Regions from separate parts of the Homo sapiens genome. Here region 2 is linked to region 1. Evidence: read pairs that join two places in POLR2A ChIA-PET (ENCODE). Cell type or tissue: GM12878. All regions are shown on one strand. Each heading gives the region's core, and the rest is flanking DNA. Links, peaks and the distances in the headings are about the cores only. Region 1 has its middle 310 kb from the start of LINC01435. Region 2 overlaps LOC105378477 (a long non-coding RNA gene).

Evidence for each region. Peaks named below come from ENCODE experiments on the same cell type or tissue, not always from the same donor. Only the 100,000 strongest peaks of a DNase experiment are listed, where the experiment ranks them.
Region 2: POLR2A ChIA-PET joins it to region 1 with 11 read pairs; 2 of 35 experiments call an interaction of 5 or more read pairs at or near these places.

Annotation. Positions count from the first base shown.
Region 1 is chr10:108,375,858-108,391,689 of GRCh38, reverse strand. No RefSeq gene overlaps it. Among named protein-coding and RNA genes, the nearest start is that of LINC01435, 310 kb to the right of the region's middle. In GM12878, for the core only: no CTCF peak of the experiment used is centred there; no DNase peak of the experiment used is centred there.
Region 2 is chr10:108,434,688-108,450,519 of GRCh38, reverse strand. LOC105378477 (a long non-coding RNA gene) reads left to right here. Exons shown (of 5, transcript XR_946310.2): 3 at 421-550. Among named protein-coding and RNA genes, the nearest start is that of LINC02661, 270 kb to the left of the region's middle. In GM12878, for the core only: no CTCF peak of the experiment used is centred there; a DNase peak (open chromatin) is centred at 6,736.

The DNA.
Region 1 (15,832 bases), core at 2,758-10,757:
TAAAATGTTGCTGGCTAGAACAATTCATATAGTACTTAGCTAAAAATTATAAGGGATTTTGCAAAGAACATTTTATATGCTGCTAAAGGTCAAGTTTAAATATTTACTCAGTGTCTGAAAGATGATACAGATACTTCTTTATAAATTTAGCTGTCACATACCTAGGGTTTCTAATTTTCAAAATCAAATATTGATTTATTTTGAGTTTTCTAACAATGGTAGTGTCTTAATAGAATTTTCTAATAATTTTAGACTTCATTGAGATTATATCATTGCTGCTGGTTTAAATATTTGTTTTTATATCTCCAGAAACACACAGCATTTCTACACTTCACAGGCAGACGTAATGCTTTAAATGTCCTTCCTTCTTGCTGTTACACGTTAGTTATATTCTGATATTGATGTTCCTTATAAAATAAAACTTTGCCTCTCTAACAAGAGAGTTGTTTTGAGAATTTATATAGTAGGGTGACATTAATCATACCTCAAGGAGAACTTGGCTATGCTTCCATCTCAAACGTGTACAAGAGTCAATTTGTTTAAAAATTATTGAGCACTGTACTCTGCTATTGCTAATTATGTGCTAATTAATGTTCTTTTACTTGCTCATTTATTTTGAATCTTCCTTCATGTCGAGGACGTGAAAGTGAGTATATTTTATTAATGGCTTTTATCCGTTTTTTAAAACAGATTTTAGAACAAAGTTTCATACATTATAGCAGGCCAACATCTACTTTTGATAAAGACACAACATTCCAGGGGATATTATAGAACTAACAGTAATGACTAATTTCATTGAAATCTTCACGACACAATGCATTAGGAATTTCTTAGGTGATATAAATCAATTCTTTATTATTATTTTAGAGACTGGGTCTCACTTTGTCACCCAGGTCTGGAATTCCTAGGATCAAGGGATCATCCTGCCTCAGCCTCCTTAGTAGCTGGGACTACAGGTGCATGTCACCATGCCAGGCTGATTTTTTAATTTTTTGAGGAGACAGGCTCTCGCTATCTTATCCAGGCTGGTCTCAAACTCCCGGACTTAAGAAATCCTTTTGCCTCAGCCTCCCAGTGTGCTGGAATTACACGTGTGAGCCACGGCACTCAGCCTAAATATTTTCTTTAAAGATTGTTTTTGACATTGAGGTTCTGAGAAATGACAAGGAAAGTTTAAAGGACTAAAAATGCTTAGGTAAATTTTGTAAAAACTATTATGTCAGCATATAACTATATGTTAATTTTATTTTGTTTTATCTTAAAACAATGTCATTTATTGGAATAAGAGTCCATTTTCCTTGATGAGAGGACTTAGATTTAGTATTTACATATGTTGAATTGGAGGACGAACTTTATGCAGAGAAGACAATATGTATAAAGGTCCAAAAATTCAAAGGCACATAGCAAGTTGGAAGAAGTAAGGAAGGTCTTTGCTGAGGCTCCAGATGCAAGCAGGGCAGGCGCATGCAGGATCTCTAGGAAAAAGCTAAGGCTTTGGTTCTTTACCCATTGTGTGTTGGAAAAATCACTCTCACTACAGTGGAAGAATACATTTAAAAGGGTAAGAGAGAAAAAAAATTAGCGAAGGCAGATAATGATAACTCAAACTAGGGTATCAGAAAAACTAAGGTATTGTAAGTATCAGTGGAGCATAGATAGTTTTGAGAAAGATTTTACAAACACCCTGAGAAGGTTTATTTATTGGTTGGATGAGTAAGACCAACATTGTGGGAGAGGGAGGAGTTGAGGATGATTGTCAGTTGTTACATTTTCAAAACTGAGTCAAAGGTAGATTTTTTTTTCTTCCCCTGTTTTCTAGCAGAGAGCTCTGGAAAAAAAAAATTAAAAATCAAAAGAACTGTCATAGATTAGGTTGACCAAGAAATCATCTCTGTGGCTGAGATTTGCTTCAGGAAGTTTTCTGGGAAGTCTTCCAAGAAACCACATTTGTAAAGTGAGGAAAAGGAAAGAGAAGGTGAACAGTGTCGTAGTTGTAACAGAGGCCTTGGCCAATCCCACTGGGGAGTCTGAGGCTGGAAAGACTTTTCAAAAATGTCCCATATTGAAGCAAAGGAAGCATATTGGCCTATCATTGATAGGAAATTCCCCTGGAGAAGAGTCTATCTTCATATGAGTCAGTTCCCATCAGTCACCAGCAATTTTTTGGGGAGGGAGGCAACTGCGACCTTTCAGTAGGTGACGTTCCTGGCAGCTAAGACAATGAAAGAATTAATCCTGCAGGGGGTGTAGGCAACATACAACAGCATCTACTAAGTTCTACCCTTGGCACTATCAGATTAATCAGAAACAGTGTCTCTGACATTTTGATGGGACGTTTCCTGGAGAAATTTCAAGAGATATATTATTAAGACCAACTGTAGCCTCTGTGGCTAGAACTGGTTTGAGGGCTGCAGCTGATACTCTAAATCCTTCCCAATGTTCTACTATTGGACATTTAGATTTCTGTTACTTTGTTAACACCTCCACTGGGCTAAATGGCTTAGCTGGTTGTGTGAATCCAAATCCTCCCACTGAGGTTTCAGAGCCCAGATCACCATGAGCTTCTCAGGTCATAGGCACTTGTCAATGTACCATAAAAATTGGATAGGACAGTATGAGAACTGCTGCATGGATACTCTCAGTGATCTTTCCTGTCCTCCTTATGTGACATATATCTAAACACTTCTTCCCTGTCCCCATTGTGTAACAGCAACACTGCATCCTTCTCATGCTTGGGGTTAATTGTCCTTCCAAAACAGATGACTCCTTTGTCTTCTGTTCTCTCAGCACAAGGGATTGGAAAATAGCCAAACCTTAAAGTGTGCTGTGTCTTCTGATAGATGCTTCCCTCTCTTTAAACTGTAATACGTCTTTTTCTGTTCTCCAGCTGGAAGAGATAAGAGCCTCATTTTATACTGCCACAAAGGCCCTCTGACTTTCAAACTTGATCTTAAATTGTCCTTAGACAATCAATAACTTGGTTTTATAAAACATAGCGATGCTGCTTCCAAAACATTACTTAGGTCATTAAAAAGCATCAGAGCCAAGCAGTTTACACAAAGCTACCTGGGAATTATATATTTGCCAAAACTGCATATAGGTGAAACTGGAAATTTATGAAAAAATGTTTTGCTCATCTTGATGGCATAAAACATGATTTATATTTTACAGTTGAGATATTTGGCAAAGTGCTTTCATTGTTCCAACCCATTAATGACAGGAAGTAGATCCCACAGAATAAAATTGCAAATATATTTTTAGCAGAAGGAAAAAACACATTGAAGATTGACCAAGGCTTGAAATTAGGATGACATGGAGTTTTTTCATATGACCTGAGAAACTCATAATATACCTGTCTTCTCTCAAGGAAGGGTTACACGCAGCAGGTTTAATTATGGAGGCTGTATGTCTGATGCCATCTTTTGATAAACTTCAACTCAGAGGGTTTTTTGTTTGTTTGTTTGTTTTTTGCTTGAAACTATGATAAACCTCTTTTCTGGAAATCTCCCTTTCCCCCTCTCTCTCGCGGTTGATTAAAAATGATTATCATCAATTACATAATTATTTGTATTATTTCCTCTTCCCCTCTGCCTCCCTTTCTCTCTCTCTCTCTCTCTCTCTGTCTCTCTCTCTCTTTCTCTTTCTCTTTGTCCCTCTCTGTCATAAACACTCAGACACATTTAAGGTAGACATGACCTAAGTATTAGTAAATATAAGACCAGACCCTTATATTTCAGATTTGTACACTTTACATGGCTTTTACTTGTCATTGTGTAAACTGAAACTAAGATCTTGCGCTTTGTGTTTTTAAAGCCAGGCTGTGTAGCATGATCCACTTTTTGCCAAACCTTCATCTCTAAAAGACTAATGATCCATTTTTATGTAAATGTTGATCCCTTAAAATGAAAATCAGGAGCCTCCAGTTCGTGGTGACCTCTGCATCCCTTGTAATCTTATATCTCTACCAGTGCCTCTGTCATTCATTTCCCAACTTACTCTAAACTGTGGGATCTTGGCCCAGGCGTTTGAGTTCCCTGAATACCAGATTTCTCAACTATGAAAATAAAGAGGTCAAACCTTCCTACATGTACTGCTGTTGAATACTAATGAGAAAATGAAGTCTCTTTTTCTGTGTTTGGGCTTATTTCTTCCATGACTCTCGCTTTCTGGGATAAATGGACAGACATTTTTAATCTTAGAGAGTATTCTTTCCGTCTAGAGTCAGTTTAAGGCAGTGGGGAGGAAGCTGAAGAGAGCTAACGGAAAGAACAGGGACAGGCCAACAAGCGAGCCCAGGTACGGAAAAATGAATCTAAGAACATTAACTACAGTAGTTCTCAAAAAGTGGCTCCCAGGCACCAGATTTACCTTAAGTGATATCTATACCTTGAGATTCCTCAGTTTCACCCAAGATTCATTAAATCAAAACCAATGAAGTTCTATTTACAAGCGTCTCCTTGCTTCTGAAGCTCAGAAAATATTAATAATCGCTAGCCTACTTTGTGCCTACTGTTGTGGGAGTTTTAAAGGGGTTAGAGATAAGAAAACAATTCTGTCTCTAGCTTTAATACATTTTTAATTTGGAAGGAGTCATTGATATTCTTGTTGATCCCCACACCCTTGACTCCCCCATCTGGAGCTGCACTGGGGTGTCATGAACAGAACCAGCCACACTTCTTTTCCAGTCTGTGCCAGTGCTACACAGGCTCCTTAAACCGCTTCAAACAGATTGGGTGTATCTTATAAAGCATCAGAAAAGCAATCACAACCTTGTGTACTCTAAAAGTAGCCTCAGACTAAAGGCTCTTTGTGTGTTCTAAAAGGAGCTTCAGATCATTCAGATCCAGGGGCATCGGGAAATTCGAAAATAAGAAGCTATCCCTGCAAAAAAGCCCCTGGGATATCACCAGCTCCGCAAAACAGGTGTAAAATGAAAACTTTCTCATTGTGGATAATATAATCTAATTAGTTCCAAGCCAATAGCAAGACCGAAGTACCTTATTAATAATTCCCACTTTCATATGTTCTCTAATATCTACAAGATGTGTGTTTCTTTTTCACTCCAGGAGTTTATGCTGACCAGCACTGCGTTACTGATTTTTATTTTTCCATTGAATAAGAATCATGTTATAAAGAAGCCTATGAATGTGCTCTAAACCCTTTTAAGCCAGGCACAAAGCCATTTTTTCAGAACAAAAAAGGGATAGAAAGCATCTCCTTTCTTGATGACTATAATCTTAAACAGAGCAGCTAGGGATCTAGAGCAGTGGCCCCCAACCCTTTTGGCACCACAGGAACCAGTTTCGTGGATAAAAACCCCAGATCACCAGGCATTAGTTAGATTCTCATAAGAAGCGCATACCCCAGATCCCTCACATGCACAGTTCACAAGAGTTTGCACTCCTATGAGAATCTCATGCCACCACTGATCTGAGAGGAGCTCAGGTGGTAATTCCCACTCACCTGCTGCTCACCTCTTGCTGTGCAGCCAGGTTTTAACAGGCCGGGGACCAGGACTGGTTTGTGGCTCAGGGGTTGGGAACCCATGATCTAGAGGACTCCTAAATCGCTCATCTGGGCTAGTTTCACTTTCAAACTGTATACACTTCCACAGATAATATTTCCAACACAAGTATACACACACACAAACACACATGGGTCTATGCCCTTACCTGTGTAAAAGCTGACAAATTATAGTAGAGAATCAAATGTTGTTACTGAACTGATTCCTGTTTCTACAAAATAATAAACTTTACTTTTATTCCTTATCAGCCTATTCTCTTTATTCTTACCAGAAAAAAAATGTCAAACATTTAAACTTTTTTTTTTTTTTTTTTTTTTTTTGAGACAGAGTCTAGTTCTTTTGCCAAGATGGAGTGCAGTGGTGCGATCTCAGCTCACTGCAACCTCCACCTCCCGAGTTCAAGGATTCTCCTGCCTCAGCCTTCCAAGTAGCTGGGATTAGAGGGATGAGCCACCACGCCCGGCTAATTTTGCATTGTTAGTGGAGACAGGGTTTCCCCATGTTGGCCAGGATGGTCTTGATGTCCTGACCTTGTGATCTGCCCACCTCGGCCTCCCAAAGTGCTGGGATTACTGGCGTGAGCCACCACCCCTGGCCTAAACAATCTCTCCTTTTTTTTTTTTTTTGTTTCACATTCACATTTGCTTCTTCCTCAGTGTTTGTCTTTGTGCCTGTTTCTTGCTGTACTTCTGTTCTTCTCTGTCAGCTTCTCAATCTCTTTGTTTCTGGGAAATAATCTGTTTGTCCTCTGTCTCTGAAAGAAATTTGTTAGAAAATTTAATAACCTCTCTCCTTATTCACCTCCACGAACATTTATCTCACCAAAGAATATTATGTGGTTTGTTTATGAAAGATATTTGTGCTATTTTTAGACTTATTTCATATTCTATATCAAATTTAGCCTCTTTGGTCTAGACCTATTTTTTAAATAATCACTAGTATAGTTTTTATAAAAGTCATACATATATAATGAATATCTGTGTTCATGTGTGTCTGTGTGTGCATGTATGTATTTGTGTGTGAGCCCACTAAAAAAAGCAAAGGTTTTCCACACAGCTTCTTCCCACATGCAGTCTCACCCTTAGATGCAAGCACTATTAATCATTTCTGATTCTTGTACCTTGGTGATTAATTCATAATTCTGTAAAATATGCTTCTGTCTCCATACATTGATTTATCTACTCAGGAGCTGTCTTTATTTTCCATATTTCCCTCCCTGTTAGCTCTCTGTTTTTCTGTCTTGATATTGAATCTAAAGTCAGAAACTTAATGAAAAGGAAATTAAGATCCCCAGTGTCTCCCACTCCAGTGCCCTGGTCACCTTTTAGATTAATGTCCACCAGAAGATAACATTGCTTCAAAACCAAAGGTCATCAAGTGGTCTCAGGGATGGGGGCCAATGGAAAGGTAGAGTTCCATGGGTCACTTCTTATTAAGTTATTTTCTTGCAGTATAAGACAGGGAAGAGCACTCAGAATCCCCTGCATGACCAGCAGTCTCAGCCAAAATTAAATGATCTTTGAGATGCTATGAAAATTGGTTTGACAATAACATGTCTTTCCTTTTTCCTACCCTCTGCCTGCATCAACACACATAATCAGATTTGGAATTTTACAACTGTCAGAATAAATGAGGTGTAGCATAAATCCCATTGTTTCATCCTACTACACGTGGGTTTGGTTTTCTAACCCATTTATTCAAAAATATAGCATTGTTACCTTGCCTCCTTAGAGCAGTGGATAAGGCTTTACAATAAATCAATGTCCAAATTTCTCTGGAATCAGCCTGTGGTTAGTTGGAAACTCTAGGAATAAAGAGAGATTTGGTATAAGAAACAGTGAAAGGACTGTTTAAGTTGCACAGAAAAAGACTCTGGAGAGAAGGTAACAGAAGAATGCATGCTAGCATTCCATGCCTAGCATGGAAAAGCCAGGAAAATGCCCTGTCAACAGAAGAGATCTAATAGGAAGGAAAATACTACTAATTTGAATGTAAACAAAATCTTTCATTAAGCATGAAATTTAACCTGTAAGTCTCCTACCCAGAGGATTAGTTAACAAAGATAACTTCATCAGATATTAATAAGAATAATGAAAATAGAAGGAGACCAAGGAGAAAGAGGAGGAGGAAGACAGCAACAATGACATCTTAAAGAAGAAGAACTGAGTAGTAAATTAGAGTAAAATTTTCCTGTTTATAAAGTACCATAATGACATTGTATTTCTTACCCTCAAATTTTTGGAAACTGTCAGTAGACAACAATTGCAGACTTCAAAATAGAAGGCACATGAAGTAATACGGTTGGCCATCCCTGTGAATGATTTCCACATTCATGGATTCAATCAACCTTAGATTTAAAATATTCAGAAAAAAATAAAAGTAATACAACAATAAAAAACGCAAAAACAGTATAGCAATTATATACATAACACTTGCATTATATTAGGTATTATAAGTAATCTAGAATTGATTTAAGGTATATAGGAGAATGTGTATAGGTTATATGCAAATACTATGCCATTTTGTATATGGAACTTGAGCACGTCCGATTTTGTTATTTATGGGGATTCCTAGAGTCAATTCCCCACTGATACCAAGGAACGACTATACTATCTTTTTTTGGCGGGGGTGGGGGGGGCGGTGGTCATGAGGGCATATTAAGCTTTCCAAAATACTTTGTTCAATAATTTAAGTCTTGATGTAACTACATGATATATTTGGGTAGGAGGTTTATATGAGAAAAAAGATACCCACAGAATGGAAATGACTTGTACCGAGCCTAAACTTGATTTTCTTTAAGTCTAAGCCTTCTTTACTAGATGTCAAGATTCAAAATATGTAGCTACAATAAACAAGTTTCCTTCAAGCTTGTTAATGTACACCGTCTCATTGAAAATGTCTAGCATGAAGGTTCAGCTGCTACTTTGGCCCAACTGACATTTTTTGGAAATGTAATTTGGCTTAGTAATAAATCATAAGTCATGAAATCAGTCAGAGCTGGATCAATCTACCCTAACACACATGAATTATATTAGTAAAATTATTTTAACCTCTCCGGGCTTAATTTCTTCTAATGTAATGTAGTGAAATAGGAAAGCCTAGCTGTGAACAGCATGGATTTTTTTGTCTGCCCTCTTTAATATTTCTCCAGATGATTTGGACATGGCCAACAATAAATTAACTTAGGTTAACCATAGAAACCAGAATCGACCAATCAGAAAAATTCTTCCACCAAACTACCTATGGTATTAAAAAATGGACATGTGACTCCAGGCAAGTTAATTTTCTTTTTAGACACTTCTATGCTAGAGAAAGAAGGAGTACATATATCTTATAGCTGTAGATGTCTATTATCCCTGCCACATACAAGAGTCATATTTTTGAAAGAGAATGAGGACAGATCAAAAAGGAGACAGAGAGAGAGAGCGCGCATAAGAGTGAGACAAGTGTTCTGAGTATAATAGCTTGAATATTGCCTTCCCAGTATCTTGATCTCTCATTATTTGCTAACTGCTCTCTCTCTCTCTGCTTTTTCTCTATTAAGCTACATTGACTTGGAATTTCCTTATTGAAATTGGAAGAGTCCTGACTAATATAATAACTCATGAAATCTCAGGGTTACAATGACAATTACACAAATCAATACATGTAAAGTTTTAATACATTGCCCTGCACACAGTAGTCAAGCAGTAAATGTTTGCTTTGATGAAGGTGATAATGATGATGAACATGATGATGACACCTTCTCTTTCTTTTATTATTCTTAGAGGTTTTACTGTTGAACATCATGGAAACAGTTTATGCTCACTGAATTCTGGCTAAATCTTGTGCTTCCTTTCTCTGGAAGACACAGAGAATTAAAGAATTAGGACTGGGAGAGACTGTTGAATGACATGAATTAAGAATTGTTTTATAGTCCTTTGGGTATATACCCAGTAATGGGATGGCTGGGTCAAATGGTATTTCTAGTTCTAGATCCCTGAGGAATCGCCACACTGACTTCCACAATGGTTGAACTAGTTTACAGTCCCACCAACAGTGTAAAAGTGTTCCTATTTCTCCACATCCTCTCCAGCACCTGTTGTTTCCTGACTTTTTAATGATCGCCATTCTAACTGGTGTGAGATGGTATCTCATTGTGGTTTTGATTTGCATTTCTCTGATGGCCAGTGATGGCGAGCATTTTTTCATGTGTCTTTTGGCTGCATAAATGTCTTCTTTTGAGAAGTGTCTGTTCATGTCCTTTGCCCACTTTTTGATGGGGTTGTTTGTTTTTTTCTTGTAAATTTGTTTGAGTTCATTGTAGATTCTGGATATTAGCCCTTTGTCAGATGAGTAGGTTGTGAAAATTTTCTCCCATTCTGTAGGTTGCCTGTTCACTCTGATGGTAGTTTCTTTTGCTGTGCAGAAGCTCTTTAGTTTAATTAGATCCCATTTGTCAATTTTGGCTTTTGTTGCCATTGCTTTTGGTGTTTTAGACATGAGGTCCTTGCCCATGCCTATGTCCTGAATGGTAATGCCTAGGTTGTCTTGTAGGGTTTTTATGGTTTTAGGTCTAACGTTTATGTCTTTAATCCATCTTGAATTAATTTTTGTATAAGGTGTAAGGAAGGGATCCAGTTTCAGCTTTCTACATATGGCTAGCCAGTTTTCCCAGCACCATTTATTAAATAGGGAATCCTTTTCCCATTGCTTGTATATACCCAGCCATCCCATTACTGGGTATATACCCAAAGGACTATAAGTCATGCTGCTATAAAGACACATGCACACGTATGATTATTGTGGCATTATTCACAATAGCAAAGACTTGGAACCAACCCAAATGTCCAACAATGATAGACTGGATGAAGAAAATGTGGCACATATACACCATGGAATACTATGCAGCCATAAAAAATGATGGGTTCATGTCCTTTGTAGGGACATGGATGAAATTGGAAATCATCATTCTCAGTAAACTATCGCAAGAACAAAAAACCAAACACTGCATATTCTCACTCATAGGTGGGAATTGAACAATGAGAACACATGGACACAGGAAGGGGAACATCACACTCTGGGGACTGTTGTGGGGTGGGGGGAGGGGGGAGGGATAGCATTGGGAGATATACCTAACGCTAGATGACGAGTTAGTGGGTGCAGCACACCAGCATGGCACATGTATACATATGTAACTAACCAGCACATTGTGCACATGTACCCTAAAATTTAAAGTATAATAATAATAAAGAAAGAAAGAAAGAAAGAATTGTTTTCTGTTGTCAGAGCTAACCACCCTCCACTTTATACCACTTTTATTTTCATTCATTCTTATCATTATTAACTCAGATTGAAACCTCAACTCAGGCTCAGACTTGAAAAAGTAGTTCAGTTTCTGCTCAATGTGTTCCTATTTGAGAAACAAATGCATTTGTTAACTTGTGGACGCTGTGATTGTGTGGTGCTGATTGCAACTAACTGGCTGTCACTTAGGTGACTTTAAAGCCCTGGACCATGCTGTTCACTCTCAAGTATGCTTTATGACTGTCTTGAGAAAGGAGACTCCAAAGGTAGTTCAGAGTGGAGGATATTTGGCAATTATTTTTTAAGTCATACGGTTAATTACTGTACATCTTACAATAATGTAGGGATTAGAAAATCTGTATTAGAAGAGTCTGAAGCAATTTTGAAGAAATCCGTAATAATTTTTGTAGGCTTACTGCTCATGATTACTAATTGTCATCATTGTCTTCATCTTTGTCCACATTACCAATGGTAATATTGTAGTTGATTCCTGAACCCTAGATTTGGAGCATATAGGTGCATTTTCATTACATACATATCCAGGAACTTATTCTAAACAATTTTTAGATCATGATTTTAAGCAAAGTAGAAATCCTACTAAAATCAAAGAAAAAAATCAGCTTTGTGAATTGAATAATGGACAAATTCTTAACTGTGCATTTTCATTACATATCCAGAAACTTATTCTAAGCAATTTTTAGATCATGACTTTAAGCAAAGTAGAAATCCTACTGAAATTAAGGGAAAAAATCAGCTTTGTGAATGAAATAATGGACAAATTTTTAACTGTTATTTCTTCATTGTGGACTTTAGGTATAGTTTGGACCACGGATTTAGTGGTTGTTCTGGAGAATACATTAAAAAAAATCAAAATGAAACTTTGAAACAGAAGTTAAATTTAAACGTTTCCATATCTCAAAGAGTGTCAAGAGAAAAATAAAATGGGATTAGGAACAAAATTATTGCTTTAATGTAGGTGCACATTACCCAAACTTTTTGACTTGTAAATATCTTTAATATTCATGGAAAACTGTGTTATGCAGGCATCAACATCCATTTCTTGTCTTTTTGGGCTGACAGTTATGTGTTCCTTAGTATCCTTTCCACTGGATATGACCATGGGACTAAGTTCCGGTCAATGGCAAGTGGACAAAGTGATGCAGGCCACTTCCATGACTTTGCTCCCACCTTGCTCTTTCTGTTGGACAAGTGTAGAGAATGCGGCAGAGGATCATAAAGGAGGGTACAGCCTGATAAAGGAAGACATCTTAGTCTCTGGGCTCTGGAAAGGCATATAACAATGAGAAACGTGGTCACGGGGGCTTATGGGTTATAAATGCATTTTTATTAAGTTAAAACAGAATGATTTAGGGATATGTTTACTATAGTAGATGAGGTTATTTATTCCAAATAATACAACAGTAATATGTAAGCCCTAAACCCCTTAAAATTACATGTTTTGCATTTTGAATATTAGCTGAAAAAATGTTTTATTGAGTTCATCATTAAAAATATACCACAAATCACATTTAAAATACAATACATAATATTTGTTACGTTGAAGAACAGGTTTTGTCTTATTGTCATTTAACAGATAATGCCTGCTTTTTAGTTAATCTTGATTAAGTATATGATAATTTGCTAATACATGTATGTAAATGATATTTTATTTCATTTTGTGTCTGATTGAAGGAGTCTGTGTGAAGCTGTCTGGGCTTGAATTACTGACTAGCTGCATAAAGTTAGATGACATACATAACCTTTTTAGGGCTCAATATATCCACCCATAAAATAGGAATAATGATACTTCATAATGTGTATATTTATTCATGAAATGAGACCTTATAGTACATACCTCATGGGTTGTGTAGAATTATTAGTTGATACATATAAAATGTTTAGTCATCATTTATTGTATCCCAAAAGCCATATTACACACCTTGAAATCTATATTCTATGGGACAAGCTGATCATTTTCAAGTCAGTAATGAAATAAAGCTTGTAGAAACTTAGAGTTAGATGGAGGTTTTAGAGAACAACTCTGCCTTCCAGAATTCCACCCCTCAACTCAGCAGCCAGATCAGTATTTGTAAATTGTAAATCTGATTATTTTACCCTCCCCTCAACAACACCCACCCCCCTTATTGCCATGCTGAATATTTCAGTGACTTCCTGCCACTTCTGCAATAAAATTCTCAACTTGGATTGCAAAGCCTGGTATGGTCTCGCCTCTGCTAATGACTTCATGCTCACTTTCTCCACATTCTAGGCTCTCTGTCTTCTAAATATTTTTCTTTCTCTTTGATCCCTGAAGTGCACTAGGTTTTTTCAAATCTTGACTTAATTATGACTTCCTCAGGAAAGACTTCCTTGACTTCTCAGACTAGGTCAGATCCTCTGGCTATCCACATCCATGGCGGTGGACAATCCTTCTTCATAGTGCCTATCACAGTTCGTAATTGCACATCTATTCATAGACTCTGATGAACTGCTCAGATCCTCCTTTAGGATTAAAATTACTCCCTGACATCCCTCAAATATCAGCCATATTTGTGTATACTTTGACTGAAGAGAACCACTTTGCTAACTGGTTCAGCCTGCACCTAATAACTGGGATAGAAAGTCCAGACTACATGGCCCAACTCAGAAAAACTCTGAAGGCAGTCTCAGACCAGACTTCTTCATAAGGATGACTGAGGTCTTGTTGATACTAAACAAACTTTGCTGATAATTGATATGGTTTGGCTGTGTCCCCACCCAAAATCTGATCTTGAATTGTAATCCCCATAACCCACCCTGTCAAGGCAGAGATGAGGTGAAAGTAATTGAATCATGGGAGCAGTTTCCCACATGCTGTTCTCATGGTAATGAGTGAGTTCTCACGAGATCTGATGTTTTTATAAGTGTTTGTAGTTCCTCCTGCATTCATTCTCCCTCCTGCCACCTTGTGAGGCAGGTGTCTTGCTTCCCCTTGCCTTCCACCATGATTGTAAGTTTCCTGAGGCCTCCCCAGCCATGCAGAACTGTGAGTCAATTAAACCTCTTTCCTTTATAAATGACCCAGTCTCGGGCAGTTCTTTATGCCAGTGTGAGATTGGGCTAATACAATAACACAGTCCAACTTCTTGTTCAGTCTGCTTCCTATCCTTCATTCCTTCCTACAAGTAGTGGTCACAAGACAAACCTGCAAACTAACCTCCATCTCAGAGCCTGCTTTTTTAGGAACCCAAAATATAACAATCTTCTCGGGTATGTTGATTGATGTTCATCTCCCCCACTGTCACCTCCACAAGGGTAAGGGTCATATGTGGGGTTTTTTAACCTTTATATCTTCAATATTAAGCCCAGATTTTGACATATCGTAAATATGTAATCCCTAAACAACATTGCATGAACATGAATTAATGCCATCTACCATCTTCATTTTACAATTAAGATGTAGAAAATTGACATTCCCAAGGAGATGCAGCTGACCAGCCTTTTTCTTTCCCCCTTTCCCCTACTAGCCTGTTGTTTATTTTGTTCTTCTCAGGGACCCAAGAGCTTATATGCCCCTATCACTAGAAAAGAGCAAAATGCTTATTCCTTGTAAAAGGTGGTTTTTCTCTTAGGGGGAAGAAATCACTAAGTTCAAGGTAATCTCTGGTGAATGGCTGGAACTCTGGAAGTATCAATGTTAATTACACATTCCCCCTGATCTATGGATCATTCCCAGACAGCCCAAGTCCAAAAACCCATCACCCTGACCTTGCTAAAATGAACTCAGCTGACACTATCATCATTCAATATTCCCTATTCACCATCATAGGTAAGTAACAGGAAAATCCTCTAATGAACTACAGGACTGTCAGGGATCATTCACTCTCCATATAACTTAGGTTACTTTCTAAACTGTGAAGTCTTTCATAAGAGGTGCATTATTCTGGCTGGACACAGGGGCTCACGCCTGTAATCCCAGCACTTTGGGAGGCTGAGATGGGTGGATCACCTGAGGTCAGGTGTTCCAGACCAGCCTGACCAACGTGGAGAAACCCCGTCTCTACTAAAAATACAGAATTAGTTGGGTGTGGTGGCGGATGCCTGTAATCGCAGCTACTCGGGAGGCTGAGGCAGGAGAATCACTTGAATCTGGGAGGCAGAGGTTGCGGTGAGCCGAGATTGCACCATTGCACTCCAGCTTGGGCATCAAGAGTGAAATTCCGTCTCAAAAAACAAAAAAATGGTGCATGATTCTGTTTCTGAATTTGAAGAGTGACACAGTTGATTTGTTCTTTTTTGTTAGTCCTCTCTTCTCCCCTGTTCAATGCAGAAGTGATATTGATAGTAGAGTTTGCTTCTTTTAAGCTCAAAGTCCAGAATTAGGCACCAAAACAAATAAATATTCTCCCTTTATCTTAAAGGGATGTGTTCCAAGACCTCAGTGGATGTCTTAAACCATAGATAGTACCAAATCCCATATATGCTATGTTTTTGCCTATACATAAATACATAAATAGTTATTATAAAATTTAACTTATAAATTAGGCACAGTAAAAGATTAATAACTAATAAAATCGAACTATTATAACAATATACTATAATGAAAGTCATATGAATACAGTCTCTCTTTCAAAATCTCTCATTGTACTGTACTCACCCTTCTTATGCTGATGAGGTCACATGATAAAATGCCTATGCTTGGATTTATCATATGCCCTGCAGAGTTGCTACCGAGGACAGATTTGCTCTTACTGCGTATCTTAGCATCCTCGGTACATGACTATTTTTCTTTTCTTATTAAGTCAAAAACTTTCACCTTTTCACTTAGAAGAAGCACTTTGTGCCTTCTTTTTAGCATATCTGAATTGCCACCATCACTAGTCTTGTGCTTTGAGGACATGTTAAGTAAAATAAGGGCTACTAGAATACAAGCATTGCAATACCATTTGGTAGCCAAAATGACTTCTAAGTGACTAATGAGCAAGTAGGATGGACAGTGTGGGAAGGCTGGACAAAAGGAATGATACATGTTTCTGACAGGAT
Region 2 (15,832 bases), core at 2,592-10,591, 59 kb before region 1:
CATGTTCTTCATGTTTTCCTGGTAACCCCAGATCAGTATCTGTGGCTAATGTAACCAACTGTGTTAACCACATCCCTCATGTGTCCCGTGTAAATGGTGAGCCATCTTCTGTTGGTTTCCATTTACTCCTGTCCTCTGTGCTAATGCTGAGTACTGAGTGGTGTCCATCTCTGGTAAATGAGTTTTTGGTGATTCTGGTAAAAAGCCATATAATCTGCTTCTCCTTTCTCACTTAGTACATTTTGAAGTTAAGAAAATACTAGTGTTTGAATTTCCAACTTTGTTTCCAATGGAGAATACAATAATAGAGCTGTATTCTCTCATGAAGTGAGGTTAAAGGAAAGACAGGAGGGAGCAGGGTTGTGTTGGGTAATGGAGGTATCCTAAATTCTCCACAATATTCTCATCTTTAATTAACAGGTTCGAGTCAACCAATTAAAAGCAATAGATCACATGAAGATGAGTATATCTTCTGTTTGTTGGGACATAATCCAGAGAGGATCTTTCTCCCCAGATATTATGGGATGGCCACATTTTACAGCTGAGAGTGGTAAGTGATCAGGTGAAGCAGAGTAAGTACCTGTGGACAGCTCCATTGAAGTACATGTAGCAAAAATAGCCATGTGTGACTTTGTACAAAATGTCAGGTGGTCATTTAAGGCTTCTTGGCACTGTATATGAGGGAGTGTTTTAATCTTGCTGTGTTGCATGAAGCATTTGGGAATTGAGAAGCAGAGTCTTGCACTGTATGTATGCCGGTTCTCCCACAGAAAAGAGAGGTGGCATCAGTACTTTCTTATCAGCTAGGATAATCACACAGGGGAAGTCAAAACCTTCCAAAAGCAAGGGACAGTAGCCAAGGCTTAACTTGGTATAACAGAGATTATTCTTGTATGTGTGCAAATGCCCAGAGTGCCAGGTGAGGGGGCCGAGGGACCTGGAGCAGGTTTGTAGGATCACACGGATGATCAAGGTTAGATCAGAGCCATAGCCTTGACCTGAGGAGACACAAGCTGTCTCCTAACAGACAGGCAGGAGTCCTGCAGACACTAATTTCAAATGACAGTGACACAGGTGGTCAAAATTCCTAGAAAAAATTTTTTTACAAAGGCCAGGTGTGGTGGCTCATGCCTGTAATCCCAGCACTTTGGGAGGCCGAGGCAGGTAGATCACCAGATGTCTGCAGTTTAAGACCAGCCTGGCCAACTTGGTGAAACCCCATCTCTACCAAAAAAAAAAAAAAAATACAAAAATTAGCTGGGTGTGGTGCATGTGCCTGTAATCCCAGTTACTGGGGAGGCCAGAGGCAGAAAAGTTGCTTGAACCCAGGAGGCGGAGGTTGAAGTGAGCCAAGATCGCACTATTGCACTCCAGCCTGGGTGACAGAGTGAGACCCTGTCTCCAAAATAAATAAATAAATAAATAAACAAATAAATAAATAAAATAAAAATAAAAATAAATTGGCATGAACCAAGAAAATAGTTACTTCCAGAAAAAATGAAGCTAAAAAACCCAGACCTCTTTATATGAGGAAGCCACTTGCTTTATCCAAAAATATTTGTGTACTCCTCAAGGTAGGGATTTTTCTCAGTTGGGGACTGATTGAGCATTTTGAGTGGTAATAAACAAAAATACCGGTGAAGGATGAAGAGTAATGGAGAACACTGCCATTGGCTCTTTCCTCTAGCTGGTTCTCCCAGCTGGAAACTCTTCCAGCTTATAGAGCAAGGTCAGGTGTTTCTCTGGGATCTTAGCTCCTTGATGCCGGTGATTTCAGCATCAGGATGTTGTTCATAGTGTGTCACCTGCAGCGACTTTTTGAAAACAAAGCTGTGAGGGTGAATGCTGTGAACTCCCTCTGTGTCATCTGCAGTCTCATTGTCCTGATATCACCTGTCTTACAGAAATGTACTCAGGAAGGAAACGGGCTACCAGGAGGCTACTGGTGCCTCAGTGGAGAGACAAACCTATCTCCAAACATGACTGACACTTCTGCATTTTAGAAATATGGTCTGGGTCAGCACTCGTGAAAAAGGAAAAAAGCAATAAATAAAATAAAACATGCTCTGGCAAAAGGCAGAAACATGGCAGGCAATCTCCAGACCCTTCCATCATCCCTCCTCTTCCTCTTTTCCATCTACCTTTCTTGGTGTTGCTTGTTTTCCTAATCTAAGAAGAACCTCCAAACTTCCATAAATTTTGTTTGGCAACAACTATGATTTTCTTTTTATTATTATTTTAATTGTTGAGAATAATACCAACATAATGTTGCTGCTGCAGAGGATTATGCCTTAGAAAGCTGAAAACTCCTGGCTGGGACGCTCCTCCTGCCAGAAGCCAAGGTTCTCCTGCCTGTGATGGCAAAACAACCTTTTACCTGATCAGATTCCAGCTCTGACTAGTACTGTGTGTATATATACATATATATATCTCCTTCTTGACATTTTTCTGTTCATGGATAAACATTACACATGTATGTGTGTGTGTGTGTATATATATATATATTTAAATTATCTATATAGCAAATGATTACACAAACTTGATCATATTACACATTTTTATGCAGCTTGAACTTTCACTTGATGTTACTTCTTAGCCATGTTTCCCTATCCATGCATGTAGGCGTACCTCATCCCATTTAATGGCTATAAACAATTTCATGAGATAAACCTATTAATTTAACTCAATTAAACCTTAAAATCTATCTTTAATTTAGATTACATTAAAACATGAATAAACCAAAACATAACTTTGGTTATTCACCTAAGTAAAATTGTCTCTGTTTGCATCTTGCTCTAGTTGGAGGCCCAGAAAGTGAAATAAAATAATCTATTGAAGTCCAAAAATCAGGAACCATGGAATAAACTGATTTTGAAATAGTATGCTAGTTGTACTAGGAAGTACTATGTTCAATATGTTTTCCTTCAACCACTATATTTTAGGAATGTCCAAAAATTCTAGAAGCACAAGGAATAAAATATATTTATGTCCTGCCGATTGAGTATATTCATCATTCAGAACCATGATAGACAGCAAAATCGCAGCAACATTATCCTATATCAATAATATGCGTTTAATCTAAGTTTAAAAATAACTTATCTGAGATAATTTTTCTTTCTTTGCTCCTTCCAAGAATTCAGTTCCAACTTGATTTGCGAGTGGAATGAAGGTTCCGAGATAGTTTTAAGTTAAAATTTTTAACCAGGACACAGAAGAACAGGAATAATTCTTCAGACCTGCAGTATATGTTTCGCCAGAGATCAATTGTTGGATGTCTTTGGTTCAGAGTTGCTTGTACATCCAACATGTTCCATAAGAATGGGCTTAAATAAATGCACTCTCTTGAATAATTGGACATACAGCAATTATATAATTCATCTCTTATCCTCCTCCCTTTACCCCAGCAAGTCTAGAGTCCTGGGACTTGACAGTTATGTTCTCTATGATATCCCCAAGGTTTCCATTTCTTAGGAAGTAGAAACCACAAATTGAAGCTGATTTGTAGTTTAAACAGACTATAAGTCAAGTGTGACTGTAACTCCTCTGTTTGCTAACCAGGGTATTAAGCCTGTCTCTTCCCAAGGCAGTCTCAGAGTAAGTTTGATTTAATTGGCAAAACCCAAGAAACAAAAATGTCCAGGTGCCTGGTGCCTGGAGCTTTTTGCTGGAGCCTATTTTGCCTTGGCATTTAAATTCAAGAGAAATAAACTAGGCAAAAATGGCACCATAAAGATTGCAAATACCAGACAAAAATGTAAATTTACAAGAGCACGGGGGAAGACTGGGTCATAAAAATGTGGGTCAAAATAAATGGTCTTTCTCACTTTTAAATGAATGGAACAACTTTTGGATAGAAAAAGCAGGCACTAGATAAAAATTAGACAGTAACCCCCAACGGGTGGGTCTTATTTATTTGATTTGCTGTCTTTACCCTCATGAAGTTTTATGTCTAATGAAATGAGTTTCCACAAAGGGTTCAGATATGGGGATACTTTCCTTCGACATACCAATTACTGATTTCTGGGAAGTTCTTTCTCCTTCTAATGAAACCTTCTAGTCATGAAACATGGGCCAGTGAGAGCATTCCCACAATCCCTTCCCAATCAATGCTTCTCCAGCTAGATAGACAGGGTGTTTTTTGCTTTGTTTTGTCCTTGATGAGAAATTGTCAGTAACTTATCAACATTTTAAAATACGGGCTTGCATGATAATATAATCCCTGACCTGAATTTGGCCCACAGGCTCCAGGTTATGGCACCTTAGATTGCAACCTTCTTGAGAAGGTGCCTAATTACCTCCCATCCCCCAAGGTCTACTACACATGACGCTGGGGGCATGTTTACCAAATGAGTTATTAGCAAATAGCAGCCACAGTAAAAACTGAAAGAGTCAGGGTGACCACGAAGATTCAGTCATTCCCATCATGATACCTTTGAAAAGATGCGTTGACCATACTATGTATTGTCTCACAGCAGAGGAATTTTTCAAGGCAGAATATTCTGTGTTCTGACTGCAATGTTGTTGTCCAAACAAAAGTGTGTTATGGAGTTGGAAGGGATCATGTGTGTCATCTAGCCAACCTCCTCATGGAACAGATGAGAAGATTGAGGTCAGGAGTAAAGATGTAGCCCAGTGTCATTCTGATTCCTGGTCTCCTGGCTGTGTATGCAGGACACTTTCCAACAGAAGGTAATGCTTACCCAATCCTGAAATTCCCCGATGCCTGTCACATAAGTAGGCACATTCTTTAATTCTAATCCTCCTTTTAGAAGGCCACCTCCATCTAATTATCATTCTGAATCATTCCTCTTGAGTCTAGTTCAAGTCTCACACGTGTGTTTAAAGATTTTTCTTTGTTTATTTGTTTCTGATTGTTCCAGTTGGAACACCCTCCTCTACATTTCTGTAGCACTTACTTTCCTTTTGAGTCTTAACCAACCATTCCTTTTCATTATTATGAAATTTTTTAAAGTCTCCCCAGAGATAATAGAAACTCTTATATAATACAAGAAATTTCACAGGGTCTGCCGTATAGGAGATATTTAATAAATAATCATTTATTGATAAGACTGGTAGGAAAACACCAAGGATGTTTATAAAATAGGGGTTAAAGATGCAGAAATGCCAGTGTTCGTTGTTGAGCTATGTTCATTGCTGAACTGCCTTCATGTTGAGCCAGTTGAGAGGGCACTTTTGTTTACCATAAGAGTCACAAAGGTGAAAGCCTCCGTATCTGGACTTCCTTTCACAGTTGCAGGTGAGGTTTGACAAAATGAAAAATAGTCTCCAGAGGCCTCTAATGCTAAACTAGCTTAGTATTTAATTCAGCATCCCATAAAGGATGCTGGATCAGCCAGGAGGAATTTTAACACTGCAATTATAGTAATTCACTGTATTTTTACATTTTATGCTTCTTCAGGGTCTGCAAACTCCCTAGAGGAAAATTTGGATTTTGCTAAAATTCTCAGTCTCATAATGTCCTTAAAAGAGTTGAGTAAAATAGGTTTAATCCTGAGTACTGGTTCTTTTACTAGAAGTTTATAAGGAATGCAAGAGCAATGGTATGGTTGTCTCTTAGTTACAACTTGATTTGGAAGAAGAGCAGCATCCCCAATCTTAAATTTCTGACTTGGCTACAAATAATCTTTAACTGTTTTAATTTTTATGTTTATTTATTTTTTATTTTTTATTTTTTTGACACCGAGTCTTGCTCTGTCATCCAGGCTGAAGTACAGTGGCTCAGTCTTGGCTGACTGCAATCTCTACCTCCTGGGTTCAAGCAATTCTCTTGTCTCAGCCTCCTGATTAGCTGGGATTACAGGCAACCACTACCATGCCCCGATAATTTTTGTATTTTTATTAGAGTCCGAGTTTCACCATGTTGACCAGGCTGGTCTTGAACTCCTAACCTGAGGTGATCCGCCTGCCTTGACCTCCCAAAGTGCTGGGATTACAGGCATGAGCCACCACACCCAGCCACAAATTTTTTAACATCTGCAAAGGACTAAACTCTTCTAAATCAGGGGGAAGTGGAAAAAAGTTTTTTGTGAAGGGCTTCAAAGTAAATAGTTTTGGTATTGAGGCCCACCCAAAGTGAGAACTTCTATGATGAGAACTTTGAATATGGCAGCTAAAAAGCCAATCATGGTATCTCATCCTCACCCATTTGAACTTTGTCTGTCCCCTAAGTCCTACTCTCATATTCATGCATGCCTTTGTCTCTGCCTGTTCTTCTTACTCAGCTTCTCTGACCAGAGTTTGGGGATGCAGGAAACATTCCATAGCCTTCCACATGGAGTAAGTTCTCCTAGCCATGTGGAGCCATGTGAAGATCCCTTGATTCAGGAGGTTATGATGCTTTGTGTGCAACTGGTACAGAGTAGAATCTGAATGTTGTCTTGTTGCAATCATGAAAAGTAGGGACAATAAAGGCAGTGCTTTTAAGAGAGTCTGGTGGATATATGGAGCTTGATGGTAGCTATATATGAATGTTTAGGGTGGAAGTGGGGAGTAGAAAATGGAGATTCCCTTTTGAGATAATTTCTCAATATTAACCAGCGGTAACACAATAGCTGGAGAACACCAAGGTAAAGCCCTTGGTCTCTGGAACCCACTGCCTAGATCTTCCAATCTTCTATCTGCCACTACTCACTGTGTGACCATTGGTAAATACTTAACTTATTTTTTGTTTCAGTTTCCATATGGGTAAGTGGGGTAATAATAGTGTATACCTATGAGACAACACATGTAAAGTGCTCAGAAAAATATGTGACATAAAGTTTCCACTAAATAAATGTCAGCTGCAAGTGTTATGTTTCCCGAAGCACCTTAATGATCACCTTGCCTCCATGTTGCAATCCTGAGGTTGGTAGACTGGGGATTGCCATGGCCATTCTACAGGTGAGACACTGACAGGTCCAAAAGTTAGTTGGTTGGAGTGTCTGGATTGGGATTTAACTGTCCAGGTTCTGATTAGAATTTTCTCTCCATATCATTTTTTTCCTTTTCCAGGGAGTGAGAGAAGCCTGTGGCATGTTTGCATGCAGTGGTGAAGGGCACATGCCTCTGGCCAAGAGAGAGATTTTTCAAGGAAAGGTGTTCAGGGAGATCATTAGAAAACTTGCAAGATCAGACCCTCAAGTTTCAACAGCTGGCAGTGTCATTTGTTAAGAAATAAAAGAACATTACTAGGGAGTCCAGCAGGGGAATTTTCCAACTAACCTCCACATTGCTGGGTACAGCATGTTTCTGTAGACGTCATTTATGCATCCAGCAATTACCAATGGTTTTCTTTAGAGAAGGCCAAGGGAGAAAAATCTAAGAACGCAAACTGACTTGCAATCTATCAATTCCTGAATTCCTGGGGAAGACCCTCCCTTGCTTCCCCACCATTGATACTAAAGGCAGGCATGTGGATTCCACTTAGTTGCTGGAGTGGTAGGGACTCGGGGATCAGTGTGTCCAGGCCAGGGTCTATGTACAAGGGAAGTAAATTAAGGAAGTTTGATTTTGCCACCTCAGAAAGAGGTTCTCTGCTGAGTGGGGAGGAAACAGAAAGTTGTATCATGCAAGGTTGCTCCTTTCACAGAATTCTAGGGTCTCCCTGGTTGGGTCCCAGCACTCTGTTGCATTGACATATCCTTTACCACTTGGCTCAGGCTGCCCCAAACTGTCCTGTAATTCTATTTTGTTATGAGAACAGCTTACCTTTAGTGTCTCTGATCTTTTCATTATTATTATTATTATTATTTATTTATTTATTTTTATTATACTTTAAGTTTTAGGGGACATGTGCACAACATGCAGGTTTGTTACATATGTATACATATGCCATGTTGGTGTGCTGAACCCATTAAATCATCATTTAACATTAGTTATATCTCCTAATGCTATCCCTCCCCCCTGCCCCCACACCACAACAGGCCCCAGAGTGTGATGTTCCCCTTCCTGTGTCCATGTGTTCTCATTGTTCAATTCCCACCTATGAGTGAGAACTTGCGGTGTTTTGTTTTTTGTCCTTGCGATAGTTTGCTGAGAATGATAGTTTCCAGTTTCGTCCATGTCCCTACAAAGGACATGAACTCATCATTTTTTATGGCTGCATAGTATTCAATCATGTATATGTGCCACATTTTCTTAATCCAGTCTATCATTGTCGGACATTTGGGTTGGTTCCAAGTCTTTGCTATTGTGAATAGTGCCAAATAAACATACGTGTGCATGTGTCTTTATAGCAGCATGTTTTGTAATCCTTTGGTTATATACCCAGTAATGGGATGGCTGGGTCAAATGGTATTTCTAGTTCTAGATCCCTGAGGAATCGCCACACTGACTTCCACAATGGTTGAACTAGTTTACAGTCCCACCAACAGTGTAAAAGTGTTCCTATTTCTTCACATCCTCTCCAGCACCTGTTGTTTCCTGACTTTTTAATGATCGCCATTCTAACTGGTGTGAGATGGTATCTCATTGTGGTTTTGATTTGCATTTCTCTGATGGCCAGTGATGATGAGCATTTTTTCATGTGTCTTTTGGCTGCATAAATGTCTTCTTTTGAGAAGTGTCTGTTCATATCCTTTGCCCACTTTTTGATGGGGTTGTTTGTTCTTTTCTTGTAAATTTGTTTGAGTTCATTGTAGATTCCGGATATTAGCCCTTTGTCAGATGAGTAGATTGCAAAAATTTTCTCCCATTCTGTAGGTTGCCTGTTCACTCTGATGGTAGTTTCTTTTGCTGTGCAGAAGCTCTTCAGTTTAATTAGATCCCATTTGTCAATTTTGGCTTTTGTTGCCATTGCTTTTGGTGTTTTAGACATGAAGTCCTTGCCCATGCCTATGTCATGAATGGTATGGCCTAGGTTTTCTTCTAGGGATTTTATCTTTTCATCAGATTAGAAGATCCTCACAATTTCAATCCCAGGCTTGTCACCATAATAGGAAATACACACACCAGCAGTTCTTCAGGAACTCTGTCTTCCTAGAACTTAGTGACTCTCCCTGATTTTTCCAAGTTATGTCTCTTGTATGACAAAGCCTGACATAAATTATTCTCTGTGCTGAGAATTAATCTTCAATTTCAAACATGCTACAAATATCCCACTAGAGGTTTTTTTTTTTCTTTTAATGAAAGCTCCATGCTGCTGTGTCAAGAGGATAATGTGCATGCTGACCCCTGCACTGGCCTGCAAGTTATTTGCCCTCTCCACATATTGTTTTGAACACTACAGCCTCAGATAGTCAGATTGATTAGTTCAGTTAAAGCTCAACTCAAATTATGTTTGAAGTCCTGCATTCAGTCCCCAAGTGGATCAAAAATTTGCTTTGTTCCATGGTCATGGCCATTATCTGTAAGCCTGCCCCATATCTACGGGTGTCTGAGGCTTCTTTTTCCACTCCTCAGTTCCTCAAATCTGAAAACTGAGCTCTTTGATTTCCACCTCCAGGAGCAATCACACATCAGGCTTCAGGACTAAACCCTTCCCTGGTTGAGAGGATTTAGAGGGCTCTAGGTGATTACTGTATTGATACCAAGTACCCTTTCTGCTATCTCTCTTTCCCCTTTGTGTACCACTTCTAGGAACATCTTTGCCTTAATTTTTCAAGCCTGAGAATTGAGCTTCTGTTTTATCTCCAGCTTTTGTTTTGTGCTTGGTCTCCCAGTGGAGAGACAATGGCTTTGGAGTCACAGAAACCTTATTCAAATCCTGAGCCTACCACTAATCAATCAGTTCTGTCACTTTGGGGACTATAATGGTTAATTTTATGTGTCAGCTTGACTTAGTTAAGAGGTGCCCAGATAGCTGGTAAGATATTATTTCTGGACGTGTCTATGAGGATGTTTTTGGAAGAGGTTAGCATTTGGAGAGGAAGACTGAGTAAAGAAGATTGCCCTCACCAACACAAATAGGCATCATTCAATTTGTTGAGGACCTAAATAGAATAAAAAGGTGGAGGAAGGGTGAAGTTGCTCTCTTCTTGAGCTGGGACATCTTTTGCCCTCAGATGTCAGTGTCCCTGGTTTTAGACCTTTCCACTCACTGAGACTTACATGATTGGCTCCCTGGTTCTCGGAGTGTAGGGTTTTAACTGAATTGTTCTAGGGATGTTTCTCAGCCTCCAGCTTGCAGATCATAAGACTTCTCAGCTTCTATAATTCTATAATTGTGTGAGGCAATCCCTCACAATAAATCTCTATTATTCTGTTATCCTCTACTGTATTCTATTCTCTATTCTATTCTATTCTATCCTATTCTACTCTACTATATTCTATTCTGTTCTATTGTTTCTGTTTCTCTGGAGAAACTGATTAATACAGGCAGGTTCTTTGGCTTCTCTCAACCTCATTTGTTTTATCTGTTAAAAGTAGTTTAAATGGTTTAAAATACTGTCTTGTAGTATTATGAAAAGTAAATTCAATAGATTATAAAGCGTGCCTTGTAAAAATTAGATGTTTACTGAATATCAGTTTTCTCCCTCTTACCTTTGCCCTACCTGAAGTTCTACCCCTGGAGCCAGCCACATTTGCATATTTTGATGCCAGTTGTCTGCTTGAATTTCCATATTATTCTCACCCTAAGCTGGCACAAGTTCATATTCATTTCACATGGTGAAAGAGACTCTTTTTGCTGTACTCTGTGGAGGTGACACTACCTGGACCATTATGTCTCACCTTACTTTCCACCTCACTGCTCTGCTGCTGTGTTTCTGTGCTGCTCACTCCTCCAGCAGGTATGTTTAGTACCATATCTCGGATCCCATCAGTCTGTTTTCTGGCATGGCCCATTCTTCTCTTTTTGCAAGATATGTGAGAAATAATTTCCTAGTCTGTAGCACTGATCACTATGGAACAAGCTGAAGGAGAGTGTGCATGAATCAGCATTATCCAGTACCATCCCTGGAAAGCTGTTTCTAAGGCATCTGGTGTGGAAAGTGGGTCACTTGCATTGTTCCATGTATGGAAGCCAGGGGGAGAGCCCTCATCAGAAACCAAATCAGCTGGAACCTTGATCTTCTAGCTCCAAAGCTCTGAGAAAATAAATGTCTTTTGTTTCAGCCACCCAGTCTGTGGTATTTTGTTGTGGCAGCCTGATCAGACTAACAAAGTTCTGTATACATTGTGTCATATTTAAGTTGTACAAGGAGACCTACCCATTTAAAGGAGTGCAGTTGCTTCTTTTCCCAAGCTATTCATTAAAAAAAAAGCCTAAAGTTGACCTTATTTAAAATGCAAAATTTTGCAATGGTGTCTTTTCTTAAAGGGGGCTTTATTGCATATGTCACTGAACTCCCCTGGGGAAGTTTCTCTGAATACACGAGGTCCTCTATTTGAGTATATCTTGATGAAACATCCCATAATGGATTCCATTTCTTCATTAGACAGTCATCTCTTAAACTCAGCATCCTGGGAAATGTTTCAATTTTTTCTTCCCCTGAAGGTTCTGTCTCACTATGGCTTCCACAGCCAGGTGCTATGTATAAGCTGCTAAAGACCAAAGCAAAACCTAGCACAAAAATTAGTTTTGCAGCAACAAAAACTATTTTTGCTTCCAGCCTGAACCAATTATATCTACTTCAGGGAATTTATTTAGGATAATTATCTGTCTATCTAGTACATGCATCTTCCTGCTTCTTGATGACCTCAAGCTATCCTGCTCATTCCATAATTCAACTGACACACCAAGCCTGAACTCATAGACTCAAGCTTTAATTCACACTGTTTTACTCTTTTCCCTCATTCTCTGTCTCTTTTATTTTCTCCTAGCGAGTCACATGTCCATTCCCAGGACAGACTTTCAGGTTGTTCCTTATGGACATTTGAGGACTTTCTCTGGCATGTTGTGTAGGTAAACATAAATAATTTATTACTGTTATGAGGTGGACACATCTAGAGAGGATATTTATCCCCCAAAACTCTTCATTCACACTCTCCCAATCAAGAAGTATCAATTATTTGGTTGTCTGGACTTCCATAGGCATCAGTAAGAGTCTGCAGCCTCTTCTCCTTTCAAAACTCAGCCATCAAAGGAAGTTCAGAATCTCAAGTTTTGTCAAGCAAATCACAGAGCCCAGAACCTTACAGGTGCTCTAGCTCAATGGGCTCCAGATCCACCTGTTGTAAAATCCAGGTAAATTTCAAGAAAGCATATAATTTGGGAAATAAATTTCTTAAGTCAGGTCCCTAAAATATGAAACACTGAAATCAGACATCCAGCTGTTAGAGATGGATTTCATAAAAAGAAAAATGTACATGGGGAAATACATGATTCAGAATAGGAATAGTTATTAAATGGAGTAAATTTAGACCCATGAAAAACTGAACTCTTTTTTTCTGATTTTTATCATTTTACTGAAAACTTGGTCATTGTCTTGGCACAGGGCCTTCAGTCCTGTGGGAACTTATTATCTGGTTCAAAATCCCATTTGGTGCTGCAAGGGGAAGCAGATTATTCAAGGGCTCTCAGTAAGTCCTGGCCAAGCAGGGAATACCCATATTGCTAGAAACCCAGTCCAAGGAAATTTTGTCTGCTTAGGCTCTACATAGCTAGTTAACCACCACCCTGGAGGTATTCAGTGGAAAGGATTCAGCTTCTTTGGGTGGTGCTTGTTTAGGGTTCCAGGCATGAGGTACACACAGTACATATTTTCTGAAAATATTTCATGTATATTGCTATCATTCAGTCCTCACCACTGATGAAAAGTTATCTCCTATCTGTATGTCATACAGTCATTATAGCATCATGTTATTACTTCACTAAAAAAAAGAGTTACCCTTTGATCACCTGAGGTTAGGAGTTTGAGACCAGCCTGGCCAACATGGTGAAACGCTGTCTCTACTAATAATACAAAAATTAGTCAAGCGTGGTGGTGCATGCCTGTAATCCCAGCTACTCGGGAGGCTGAGGCAGGAGAATCGCTTGAACCCGGGAGGCAGAGGTTGCAGTTAGCCGAGATCGCGCCATTGCACTCAATCCTGGGCGATAAGAGTGAAACTCCATCTCCAAAAATAAAAAAATAAAAAAGATGTACCCTTTTTCCTTCAAATAGAAACACCTATCTCACTTGAACTCTTAAGGCCATTTACCAATAATCCCTCCTATTTTATTTATCATCTCTCTCATTATTATTTTTAACTCATCTTTATAATATTCACCCCTTCTTCCTACAATTATCCTCAGCATTCTTCTGCCATATAAGAGCAATTTCTGACTCCCTGTTATTTAGTTAAAATTTATGTATTAAGTGCCTCTAGATTTCAGGCTTTGTAGGAGGTGTTAGGGATACAACAATGAAGAAATGCACATGGTCTCTGCCATCACCGAGTTCACAGTTAAGCCAGACCTAGCACCCTCATAAAATTTTCAGTATCGTTCCTCTGGTGTCCAGAAATTATTTTTTAAGTAACATGATCTGCTCTCATTTTCTGCTTTTCTTCATCTCTTCTTACCTCTTTAGTCCACTGCTATCTGCCTTCCACCTCAGGGTTCTACTAGGACTACTTTTTCGGTCAACAGTTCCCTCTTAGTAGGGAGATTAAACATCTCCTTCATACCTGTTGTCTTCACATGTTATTAAGAGTACTTGCTTTCATCTCAAAAGTATCCTAGCATGGATAGTAACTTATAGGATCACCTATGTCTGAGTTACCAATGAAGGAGGCCCTCACTCACTCTTCAATCTCAGTAACTCTTCTGTCATATTTGTCTCAGTGGAAAATTTTAGTATAGAAAACAAGTTTTAATGTTGTAGCAATACATTTTTAAACCCTGACTCCTTCACTTATTCACTATGTGACCTTTGAAATTTTGCTTTCTACTCCATATATTTTTTCTTCTTCTGTATAATAGGAAACAAGTGTTTTCCTTACAGGATAAATAAAGAAGTTCAAAACAAAAAGTTTCTGGTGTAATTAATATGGTGCCTAGCACAATGAACAGGAAACCATTCCTCAGCATCTTATGCTTCTTGAAGACCCTTGTCCCTTGGCTCTGAAGACTTCCCTGTCTTCTGTCACTGTGATACATCTTTGTGTCCTTTTCTATCACCTGCCACTTTCACGCTTTATGCTTATCTCCTTGTCCTTGGTTGTCTTGCCTGTGACAATTTGCTCCAGATTCATTAGCATGCACGCACACACTCATACACACACACACACACACACACACGCACTCACGCGCGAGATTTAGGAGCATTGCCAGAACAGCACATGCAAGCACAGATGGATATGGTGCCCCAGGAGCTGGTAAGAACTGAAGGGCTATGAGTAGGAAGTGCCCAGTCATGCACCAAAGTGGAAGAAGGCTGTGCAGATGAGGAGGGGCTCAGAGACAAGGAGACTCAGAAGTTGGCAAAGGAGAGAGGAAAGGCTGCCTGCCCTTTGTGTGAGAGGACTGAGGCAGGTGGCAGCTATATCTTCTGCTGTATCTACTATCTACTTTCTGCCTGTGAGATAAGGCTCCACACGGGGGATATTCAGGGTAGCAGTGAAAAAAATAAGAACTTCTTCAGAGTGTAGCCTAGAATTTGGAGAAGAGTAATCTTTCATGGGTAAGAGGGAGAACATGGATTTTGGAATCTGGGTGTGGGTTCAACTCTTCTTCCACTTGTGTAGTATAGGGCAAGATCTAACCTTTCTGGGCTTCAGTTTTCTCATATGTGCTTAAGAATAAAGACTTTGGAGAGAGTTTGATTTAGGTTTATATTCTGGCTCTCTTAATTGATAGCTTTGTAATCTCTGGAGAGGGCTGAACTCTCAGAGCTTCCATTCTTCAACTGTAAAATGGGGATAATAGTGCCTCATTGGATTATCATAAGCTTGAATAAAACTGTGAGTAAATTCTTGGCATATATCAGTATATCTTAGATTTCATTAATATTGTTGTTGCTGTTGTTGTTATTATTATTTTATCATATACTTAAATTCAGTCTCCTCATCTATAAAAAGGGATCAGTAACCACTTCTTAGGGATGTTGAGTGAATTTATTGAACTACCATTTGTAAATGCTGATAATGGTCACTAATTAAATGACAAATTTAAAGAAGCTTAAAGTAAGAAATGGGAATTGATTAAAAATTATTGTCACAAATTATATAATATTTGTATTTCTCCTCCTCCCCCCTTCCTCCCTTTTTCCTCTTCCTCCTCCATCTTCTTCTTTCTATTTGAATGTCTTTCTCTTCCTTTTCCACCTATCCTCCTGCAATATAAACTCCACACAGCCAAGGACTATGAATATCTTTCTGTCACTCTGCCCCTGCACTTGGAACAGTTTCTGCTGGGATATGATAGATGCTCGACACCCATCAGTTGAATTAACAAAACGTGAAGAGAAGAGAGGCAGGAAGAAATGCTCAGTGAAAATTATGGGACAGGGAGTTGTAGATTTTGTGGCTGGTAAATAGCTGCAGGGGAATGAATATTGCCAAGTATTTGGAGAGGCACTGAAATAAAGGGTCCTCTGTATACTTCCTGAGTCACAGTCCAGCAATCTGTCACTAAGTCACTGGTTGGTACAGAGGTTCCACCTACTGGTGGGCTCCAGGGCCAAGGAACTAATCACATTGGATGGAAGCTGACTTTGGTAATTATGAGTCATGGTAAAATAAGTGACATTAGATTTGAACCTAGAAAAGGTTGTGAGTGTCTAATGCAGGGTTAATTTGAAGGTTAATGCATGGAATACTGTAACGATCTAATATCTTATACTTATTTTGTTCATTACCATAACACATGGCACTGAGGTCTGTCTGGGAACCTAATTGACCATTTGACATGAGTGATGGCAAATTCAGGTTTCCCTGTTTTGTGAATAGAGTGCTTAGTTGCCTGCTTTCA